Linked DNA regions of Homo sapiens: region 1 is linked to region 2. Evidence: read pairs that join two places in POLR2A ChIA-PET (ENCODE). Cell type or tissue: OCI-LY7. All regions are shown on one strand. Region 1 overlaps NUDCD3 (NudC domain containing 3). Region 2 overlaps NUDCD3 (NudC domain containing 3).

Region 1 (5,000 bases), 51 kb after region 2:
TCCAACCTCTGCAGGGCAGAGTGTGCTGCTATTACAGGGCCTGCTGAACCAGCATCTCACCCCTACTGAAGAATGGGTCAATAAAGATAGAAAAGTTATGACAGAAAAGGAGGGAAGGAAGGAGAGTCCCTTCCAATGGTCCTCACAATAATACCACCCACAGAGATCGGTGTGAAATTTTGCTTTCAGAAGTAGAATGTGCCCAGACAGAATCAGAACTGCTCATTTAACATGGGAACGGCGAAGCGCCCACTCCAAGACTTCTGCTAGTGGGTGGCCAGAAAGAAGCCATCCTCTCTCCCTTCCTGACTCAAATTGTACAACTGCTCAAAGGAAGAAAAAGAAGCCAGAGGTTCCTCTGCATCAGCCAGAGGCCAATCACCCTGATCCAGGCTGCCAAGTTAGAACCCAAGCTCCCAGATCAAGGGACAAGTCAGAGGTGGAGCTCTTTGATCAAGGGGCAGGTCAGAGATCAAGGTCCCCATTGAGGCCCGGCAGGGACGAGGCAAAAGACTGGGGCAGGCTGGCAATCTTAAACCCCATTTGCCCCAAGCCCCTAAAAAAAAAAAGTATTCCATAAATACTTGCTGAATCCAAGAACCAAACCTAGTACTTAGCTTATACTGAAAGCTTTAATTATACTATCTCATTTAATCCTTACAACAGCCCTTTAATTGTTATCACCCTATTGTATATAAGAAAAAAACTAAGACCTCAGTAAAAAAAAAAAAAAGAAAAGAAAAGGCTCTCTTCCTCGGCGCTGCCTACGGAGGTGGCAGCCATCTCCTCCTCGGCATCATGGCCGCCCTCAGACCCCTTGTGAAGCCCAAGATCGTCAAAAAGAGAACCAAGAAGTTCATCCAGCACCAGTCAGACCAATATGTCAAAATTAAGCGTAACTGGCGGAAACCCAGAGGCACTGACAACAGGGTTCGTAGAAGATTCAAGGGCCAGATCTTGATGCCCAACATTGGTTATGGGAGCAACAAAAAAACAAAGCACATGCTGCCCAGTGGCTTCCGGAAGTTCCTGGTCCACAACATCAAGGAGCTGGAAGTGCTGCTGATGTGCAACAAATCTTACTGTGCCGAGATCGCTCACAATGTTTCCTCCAAGAACCGCAAAGCCATCGTGGAAACAGCTGCCCAACTGGCCATCAGAGTCACCAACCCCAATGCCAGGCTGCGCAGCGAAGAAAATGAGTAGACAGCTCGTGTGCACGTTTTCTGTTTAAATAAATGTAAAAACTGCAAAAAAAAAAAAAAAAAAAAAGAAAAGAAAACTAAGGCCCAGGGAGACGAAAGAATTTGTTTGTTCAATGCCAGACAGCTTATCAGTGTCAGAGCTAGCAACTGAATGCCCGGTCTCTAGACTCCAAGATTCATACTCTTATTCCATAACATAATTTTTTTAAAAGGGGGAAAAAGACTAGAATCAGGAAGTAAAAAGATAAATGTAACAGTTTCAGAGATTAAAGGAGCAAACCACAAGGCAAGAGACAGGTATCCTCCTTGCTCATCCACTGGGAGAGTCTAGAAGCCTGACACCACAGCACCAACTAACACAGCAGGCCCAGCTCTTGGCTTGTAATCTCAATCTCTTATCAAAACCCAAGGACTTCTTGGAGAAAGGGTCCATTCCACAGCCAGGGCAGGAGAAGAATTCAAACCTGGAACTTCCTGTAGTGTACAAGAAAATAAAGAAGTGCTCGAAAAATGATGCAAACATGTTAACAGGAAAAGTCAACTGCAAGAGGCCACTTGAGCAATTAAACAATAGTAATGGACCATAACCTATGGAATAACTATCCATGAATACACACTGACATACACCAAGAACTAATAAATAAGTAGAGGAGAAAGAAAAGCTCTTCCTTACAGCATGTGAAACTTACAGTCCTTACAGTCCATTTGTTTTGGACTGAGCTCCTGCATAAGGCCCCAGCACACCAGACCAAACCAGAATAGAGACAATCAAAATGAACTTTAAAAAGGGCCAGTTTTCAAACAAACAAACCAAAAAAAAAAAAAAAAAAAAAAAAAACAGGAGATTTCAGTCAACTTGAGTCAGCAGGTAAGGAAGACCCCTTACCTGTTTCAACCCTATGAGGAAGTGACTTTGAAACGACCCATCTGCTTTTTGTTCTCTGTGTCTGCTTTTCTCAGCCCTTTTCTGCCTATAAAACCTACCTCCTTTGGTCAGCTCATGGGAATACTCATTCTATTTTACAGAATGAGATGTTGCCCAATTCTAGAAACACAAATGCCAACTAGATCTTTAAACTAAATTTGTTATAATTTTGTCTTTTGACAAGTATAATTCTAAATAATAAATGGAGAGAGAATGATAAAAATAGAAAATCATTTAGCAAACAGTACAGTAATAATTGTTTCAGGCAAGAATAATCAGTGGTTGCTAAGATTAATGGTAAAGGTATGCTGAGAAACAAGATATTTATCTAGTCTCAAAGTTATCTCCCCACAAGATACTTATTAATTACAAAAAGGAACACAGTAACTCCACAGTGGAAGAAATGTGCAGCCATCCATTCAGCCAAATGATCACAGTTATGATCACAATTAACATCAGAAGGAATGGGACAAATCCTGGCATGACACACTAAGGGCCCACCATGGTATTCTTCTGTGGCATTCTTGCCAAAAACATATAACACGAATACAGTCATAAGGAAGCATCAGACAAAACTATAATGAGGGACATTCCACGAAAAAAAAAAATGGCAATGAAGGAAAAAAAAAAGGACCAGTTCTCTTTAACTGTCAAGGTCATGAAAAGACTAAGAAACTGTCACTGTCCCAGATAAAGGAGACTGAAGAGAGACACAACCACGAATACAATGACAATAACAAATTGAACCCTGAGCCAAGGATAAAGGACATGATTCAACAGGCAGAATTTAAACAAGGTCTACAGATGAGCTAATGGTAATCCCTCATTATAAAAGACTCTAACATTTGGTGAAGCTGGGTGAAGAGCATATGTGAGAATTCTTCGCATGACTTCTGCAATTTTTTTTGGTAGATATGAATTATCTAAAATTCAAAGATTTTTTTAAAAGACCAAAAAATAAACAGACATTAACAGTTATATGAGAGAGAGAATATGCTAGTCTTTGGTTAGCTAAGAACACTGACTCCATACCACAGCAGCCAGCAGCCAGACCACAGATCTGACCCTCACTCTTCAGAATCCCACAGCTGCTATTTTAAAGACCAGATAACAGGCTCCAAATCTGATTTCTCAGCTCACAGAACTCACAGCCAAGTCATTTGAGATGACTTATTCCAGAGGGTCTCAAAGCAAATCCTATAGGACAGAGCTGCCTACACGCCCAGGCTCGGTTTAAGGTCCCCCCAATGTTAGCCTCTCACTCAGATGCTGCTTCCACAGCAAATTCCTTGGCTTAATTAAAGGAGATACAAAAACTCAGGTCACTCCAACTACCTCACAGCGTGGCTCAGAGAGCACAAGGCCTGCGTGGACCGGGCTCTGCATAGTCCTGGGCATCTGTAACTCAGGGGCTGCAAGGGAAGCAACCCATGAGGGAAGGGAAAGAAGGGCAAGAGCACAAACAACAAAACCAGAAGGGGCAGCTGACAGCCTGACGGCTCAGCACAATGTCTGGAAGACAGAGAAGTGGCCTCAGGACTCTACTAGCAAGTTTAACTTTTAACTATTTTTATTTATCTTTACTTTGACCAAACCAAAACAAGAGTTCAAACTACTACCAAGTTCAAAGTACAACTCTGAGTTGCCCTAAGAAGACAGAGAACATACACAAATGTGAAAATATGAGAAAAACTAAATGTTACTGAAGAGTGGCATTCATGAGATATGTTAAAATTCAAAGGTTGATCATCTTCAATGTGACTTTTAACTTCAATCATTATTTGTTCAGCTGTTTACTGAGTACCAACTACGTGCCAGGCAGTAGAATCCACAATGAACAAAGTTCCTGCCTTGCATGGTGACGACAAATGGTACCCAACAAGTAGATATGCAGTTGTCCCTTGGTATTCACAGAGTGCTGGTTCCAAGAACCCTAAGGATACCAAAATCCAACGATGCTCAAGTCCCTGATATCCTGATATCAAATGGTATAGTATTTGCATATGCACGTCCTCATGTATACTTTAAATCATCTTTAGCTTTATAATAGTTAATACAATGAAAATGCTATGTAAATAGTTGTTAAATATTTTTTATTTGTATTATCTTTATTGTTGTATTGTTATTTTTTATGGTTTTGGCTTTTTTAGTATTTTCAATCCAAGGTTGGTTGGATCTGCAGATGTGGAACCGAAGGATACAGAGGGCCAACTGTACATGGTAACAACCAGCTCAGGGCTAGGTGATCTAGGTCAGTCCCACTCCCCTCCTCCTGACTTCTCTGCTGACAGAATGAGCAGGGCAAGCATGAGTGGCCACAAGAAAAGACACACAAAGGACAGTTTGCACAGGAAAGGCACATAGAGGTTTTTTGTAAACACATAGGAGTGTGTAAACACATAGAAGTGTTTACAGCCACCACTCATAGGATAGAGAACACAGAATCACCTACTCAGGGACACACTGAGGCCACTACAGAGTAGAAGTGACACACAGACCTTAGATATACCTCTTAGAAGCAAGGGGTGACAAAGACTCACAAAATGACACAGGATTTTAGGTGCTCATCCGGACTCCATGAACAAACCAGAGATGAAGCAACAGGTCTAATCGAGGGGTTACTGCACCGGTCACAAGGGCTCCTGGAATGCTCTCAGGTTTGTCTCCTCCATCCACCCTCACTGCCTTGGTGATCTTACCCAGTCTATGGTTAAATGCATCTAAATGCTAATGTTTTCCAAATGCCCATCCCAGTCCCTACTCTTCTCAGAACTCCAGACTCGTGTGTCTATTGCCTAATTAGTAATGCCACCTCAACCACTGGTCAGCTTCTCAGATTGATGGAAGCCGTGACCAACCCCAATCAACCC
Region 2 (5,000 bases):
GCCTTGACCTCCTGGGCTCAGGTAATCCTCCCACCTCTGCCTCCCAAGTAGCTAGGACTACAGCAGCGTGCCACCATCCCCAGCTAAATTTTTTTTGTGCTGTTTTGTAGAGATGGGCTTTCACCATGATGCCCAGGCTGGTCTCAAATTCCTGGGCTCAAGCAATCTGCCCACCTCAGCCTCCCAAAGTGCTGGGATTACAGGCTTGAGCCACCATGCCAAGCCAAGAATTTTTAAAAGAGGTCTGCAGTTAGGAAGTCGGAGGTTGCAGTGAGCCAAGATGGCGCCACCGCACTCTAGCCTGGGTGACACAGCGAGACTCCAAATCAAAAAAAAATAAAAAATAAAAAAAATAAGAGGTCTGCAGTGTTGTAAGAATGACATGGGGAAAAAAAATACTATTGAAGGAGAAAAAAGTTTTTCCAACCCCATAGGAGATGAAGCATGCCACCAAGGCAGGTCACCAGTACAAATTAGGTCAGCGAGCATCACAAAAGGCCTATTGTCACATAGATATACCGTGTTAATAAATAAATAAGGCAAGCCACTATTAAATAAGCCACTGAAAAAAGAAGTCCCTTCCTTCCATCCTTCTATCCTGATACTTATAACCAAACTTCACCTTCGACCCTTCTCTGAGGTGAGAGAGAGCACTAGCTCCAGAGCAAGCCTTGATTGTGACCTGGCTCTTATTGGCTGAGACCATGCACACACAGCTCTCAGTAGCCCTCATGGGTGCACAGCGACTGCCTGCATGATAGGAGGACTGGGGGGGACAACTCACTATTTCAAGACACAGAGAGGGCACCACACGAGTGCTGGTTAAATACACAAACCACCCACTTTTAGGTTCTATACGGCACCTGCCTCCATCTTGCTCATTTATTTACTGACTTTTACTGCTGTACCCCACTGGGATATAAGCTCCAAACCAGCAATCTTGTCTGTCTTGGTGACTCCCACATGCCCAGTTCCTGGGACAAAGCACAGCCCACACGTTTAGAAAACGTCTAATGTAGAATGAGCCAAATCCAGGGTTATCCTTGGTGATAGTAGAGCCACATCATCTTAGAGGTCATGATAAGTGCATTTGAGAGAGGTGTAAATCTGAACTTCAGACAAGACATCAGGGCAGGACCCTCATAACACGGTGCCGACCACAGGGAAGAATCATGGCATCAACATCCCAGATAGTCAACAAGCATATCTGAGACACCATTTCCAGTGGGGAGTTGTCCCAGGTAGCTGTGCAAAGTATGGTGAAAGCTGTTAGCTAACCTGGGTCTCTTGAGTCAAAAAAAGAGAAAATAACCAGTTTTAGCTTGGGCCTAATACAAACCCTTTCAGAGAAAGCCCCAGGGGTTCATAGAGCAGTTCAGAAGACAGATAAAGGACCAGGAAACTGTAAATTTTTTTTAGCCAAGTGAATGAAGCATGGCAATCGATGCTTTTCCTAATTTATTCAACTACATACACGGCAATACTAACAAAAAATGAAATGGAAATCAACACCTAACCCACTAAAACCCCAAAATTCTGGATAAACTACTTGGGAAGAGCTATTAGCTCCTGCTCCTGGCCTATTAAAAACAGACAGGAAGTAGTCATTTGAAAATAGAATTCCGTGTGGATGATCCCTAGTGATCTGGTCTGACTTTGATCTTAAAATTATACTGAAGTCTATGATTCTAGAGGTCACCAGTTGCTGGTAAGAGATATACTGGGGATGTGGGGTGGGAAGAAGGGAAAATTGAGCACACAGCTACTTGCTGCCGAAGCCAGGCCACCAGCAACTCACTGATCTGTGCCTGTGGTACCTTAAAGGCACAGGGCACTTGCAAAAGTCTCAGTCTTCTTAGGGATGCCATGGACCCCACCCAAACTCCTACACACAGGGCAGGTTTAGGACATGTCTACCTATTTCAAGTGGCCCCTGGAGAATGAAGGAGAGACTGCAGAGGGAGTGGTCATGGAGTCGGAAGGCACAGGACAGGAGGGCCAGAGGGACTCAGCTCCAGGCCAGCCTGGACTTCACACCTACCCAGCCGAGGCAGGAATGGGACTAAGCCTAGTCACCTTACTGTCACCATGTGGGATGCAAGGTGCAAGCCAAGTTGCCCCCACCATACAGAGAGGTTCATTTCCTATAAATGCACATGAGACGTGTTCCAGGACAGTCTCTCCTTCTAAGAAGCCAGCACCACTTGTATGTATAGAGTAAGGAGGGTGGCACAGAGGGAAAAGCATAAGGTTTAGAAGCAGACACACCTGACTCAAACCACAGCTTTGCTACTTCATTCATGCAGCTATTCATTCATTCAAAAACTTATCCAGAGTGCTCACTGTTCCAGGCATAACAACAAGGGAGATGACACTGTGGATTTTCCAAGTTAACTTGGATGATTCAGTAACTTCTCTCAGCCTCAATTTCTCATCTATGAAATAGAATGAATGATATGGGGGGATCTGGCAAGACAGCTGAATAGGAATAGCTCTGGTCTGCAGCTCCCAGTGAGACCAACGCAGAAGGTGGGTGATTTCTGCATTTCCAACTGAGGTACCCTGTTCATCTCATTGGGACTAGTTAGGCAGCGGGTGCAGCCCACAGAGGGTGAGCAGAAGCAGGGTGGGACGTCACCTCACCTGGGAAGTGCAAGGAGCAGGGGGCCTCCCTTTCCCAGCCAAGGAAGCTGTGAAGAACTGTGTTATCCAGCCCAGATACTAAGCTTTTCCCAAGGTTCTTGCAATCTGCAGATCAGGAGATTCCCTCGTGTGCCTACACCACCAGGGCCCTGGGTTTCAAGCACAAAACTGGGAGGCTGTTTGGGCAGACACTGAGCTAGCTGCAGGAGTTTTTTTTTTGTTTGGTTTTTGTTTTTGTTTTCATACCCCAGTGGCACCTGGAACCCCAGCAAGACAGAACCGTTCACTCCCCTGGAAAGGAGGCTGAAGCCAGGGAGCCAAGGGACAATCGAGCTTGGTGGGGGGAAGGGCGCCTGCCATTACTGAGGCTTGAGTAGGTGGTTTTCCCCTAACAGTGCTAAAGAGGCCTGGAAGCTCGGACTGGGTGGAACTCAACACAGCGTGGCAAAGTGGCTGTGGCCAGACTGCCTCTATAGATTCCTTCTCACTGGGCAGGGCATCTCTGAAAGAAAGGCAGCAGCCCAGTCAGGGGCTTATAGATAAAACTCCCATCTCCCTGGGACAGAGCACCTGGGAGAAGGGACGGCTGTGGGCGCAGCTTCAGCAGACTTAAACATTCTTGCCTGCCAGCTTTGAAGAGAGCAACAGATCCTGACAAGGAGGATTCTCCCAGCACAGTGCTCGAGCTCTGCTAAGGGACAGACTGCCTCCTCAAGTGGGTCCCTGACCCCCACACCTCCTGAGTGGGAAAGATCTCCCAACAGGGGTTGACAGACACCTCATACAAAAGAGCTCCAGCTGGCATTAGCCCAGTGCCCCTCTGGGACGAAGCTTCCAGAGGAAGGAGGAGGTGGCAATCTTTGCTGTTCTGCAGCCTCCACTGGTGATACCCAGGCAAACAGGGTCTGGAGTGGACCTCAGCCAATTGGAGCAGACCTGCAGAAGAGGGGCCTGTTAGAAGAAAAACTAACAAACAGAAAGCAACAACATCAACATCAAAAAAAAAGGACCCCCACACAAAAACCCTATACAAAGGTCATCAGCCTCAAAGATCAAAGGTAAATAAATCCATGAAGATGAGGAAAAAACCAGCACAAAAATGCTGAAAATTCCAAAAACCAGAATGCCTCTTCTCCTCCAAATGATCGCAACTCCTCTCCAGCAAGGGCACAAAACTGGACAGAGAATGAGTTTGACAAATTGGCAGAAATAGGCTTCAGAAGGTGGATAATAACAAATTCCTCTGAGCTAAAGGAGTATGTTCTAACCCAATGCAAAAAAGCTAAGAACCTTGACAAAAGGTTACAGGAACTGCTAACTAGAATAACCAGTTTAGAGAAGAACACAAATGACCTGATGGAGCTGAAAAACACAGGATGAGAACTTCGTGAAGCATACACAAGTATCAACAGCCAAATCAATCAAGCAGAAGAAAGAATATCTGAGATTGAAGATCAACTTACTGAAATAAGGTGTGAAGACAAGATTAGAGAAAAAAGAATGAAAAGGAACGAACAAAGCCTCTAAGAAATATGGGACTCTGTGAAAAGACCAAACCTACGATTGACTGAGTGTCCCTGAAAGTGACAGGAGAATGGAACCAAGTTGGAAAACACACTTCATGATATTATCCAGGAGAACTTCCCCAACCTAGCAAGACAGGCCAACATGCAAATTCAGGAAATATAGAGAACACCACGAAGATACTCCTTGAGAAGAGCAACCCCAAGACACATAATCGTCAGATTCTCCAAGGTTGAAACGAAGGAAAAAATGTTAAGGGCAGCCAGAGAGAAAGGTCAGGTTATCTACAAAGGGAAGCCCACAGACTAACAGCAGATCTCTCTGCAGAAACTCTACAAGCCAGAAGACAGTGAAGGCCAATATTCAATATTCTTAAAGAAAAGAATTTTAAACACAGAATTTCATATCCAGCCAAACTAAGCTTCATAAGTGAAGGTGAAATAAAATCCTTTACAGACAAGCAAATGCTAAGAGATTCTGTCACCACCAGGCCTGCCTTACAAGAGCTCCTGAAGGAGGCACTAAATATGGAAAGGAAAAACCGGTACCAGCCACTGCAAAAACATACCAAAATATAAAGACCAACAACACTATGAAGAAACTGCATCAACTAATGTGCAAAATAACCAGCTAGCATCATGATGACAGAATCAAATTCGCACATAACAATATTAACCTTAAATATAAATGGGCTAAATGCCCCAATTAAAAGACACAGATGGGCCAGGAGTGGTGGCTCACACCTGTAATCCCAGAGCTTTGGGAGGCCAAGGTGGGTGGATCACGAGGTCAGGAGTTCGAGACCAGTCTGGCCAATATGGTGAAGACAGGGG

Evidence for each region. Peaks named below come from ENCODE experiments on the same cell type or tissue, not always from the same donor. Only the 100,000 strongest peaks of a DNase experiment are listed, where the experiment ranks them.
Region 1: POLR2A ChIA-PET joins it to region 2 with 9 read pairs; 6 of 35 experiments call an interaction of 5 or more read pairs at or near these places.

Annotation. Positions count from the first base shown.
Region 1 is chr7:44,467,099-44,472,098 of GRCh38, forward strand. All of the region lies in intron 2 of NUDCD3 (NudC domain containing 3), which reads right to left. It also overlaps the pseudogene RPL32P18. Among named protein-coding and RNA genes, the nearest start is that of NUDCD3, 21 kb to the right of the region's middle. In OCI-LY7, no CTCF peak of the experiment used is centred here; no DNase peak of the experiment used is centred here.
Region 2 is chr7:44,416,164-44,421,163 of GRCh38, forward strand. The region is part of intron 3 of NUDCD3 (NudC domain containing 3); the gene reads right to left. Among named protein-coding and RNA genes, the nearest start is that of NUDCD3, 72 kb to the right of the region's middle. In OCI-LY7, no CTCF peak of the experiment used is centred here; no DNase peak of the experiment used is centred here; H3K27ac peaks cover 1,127 bases.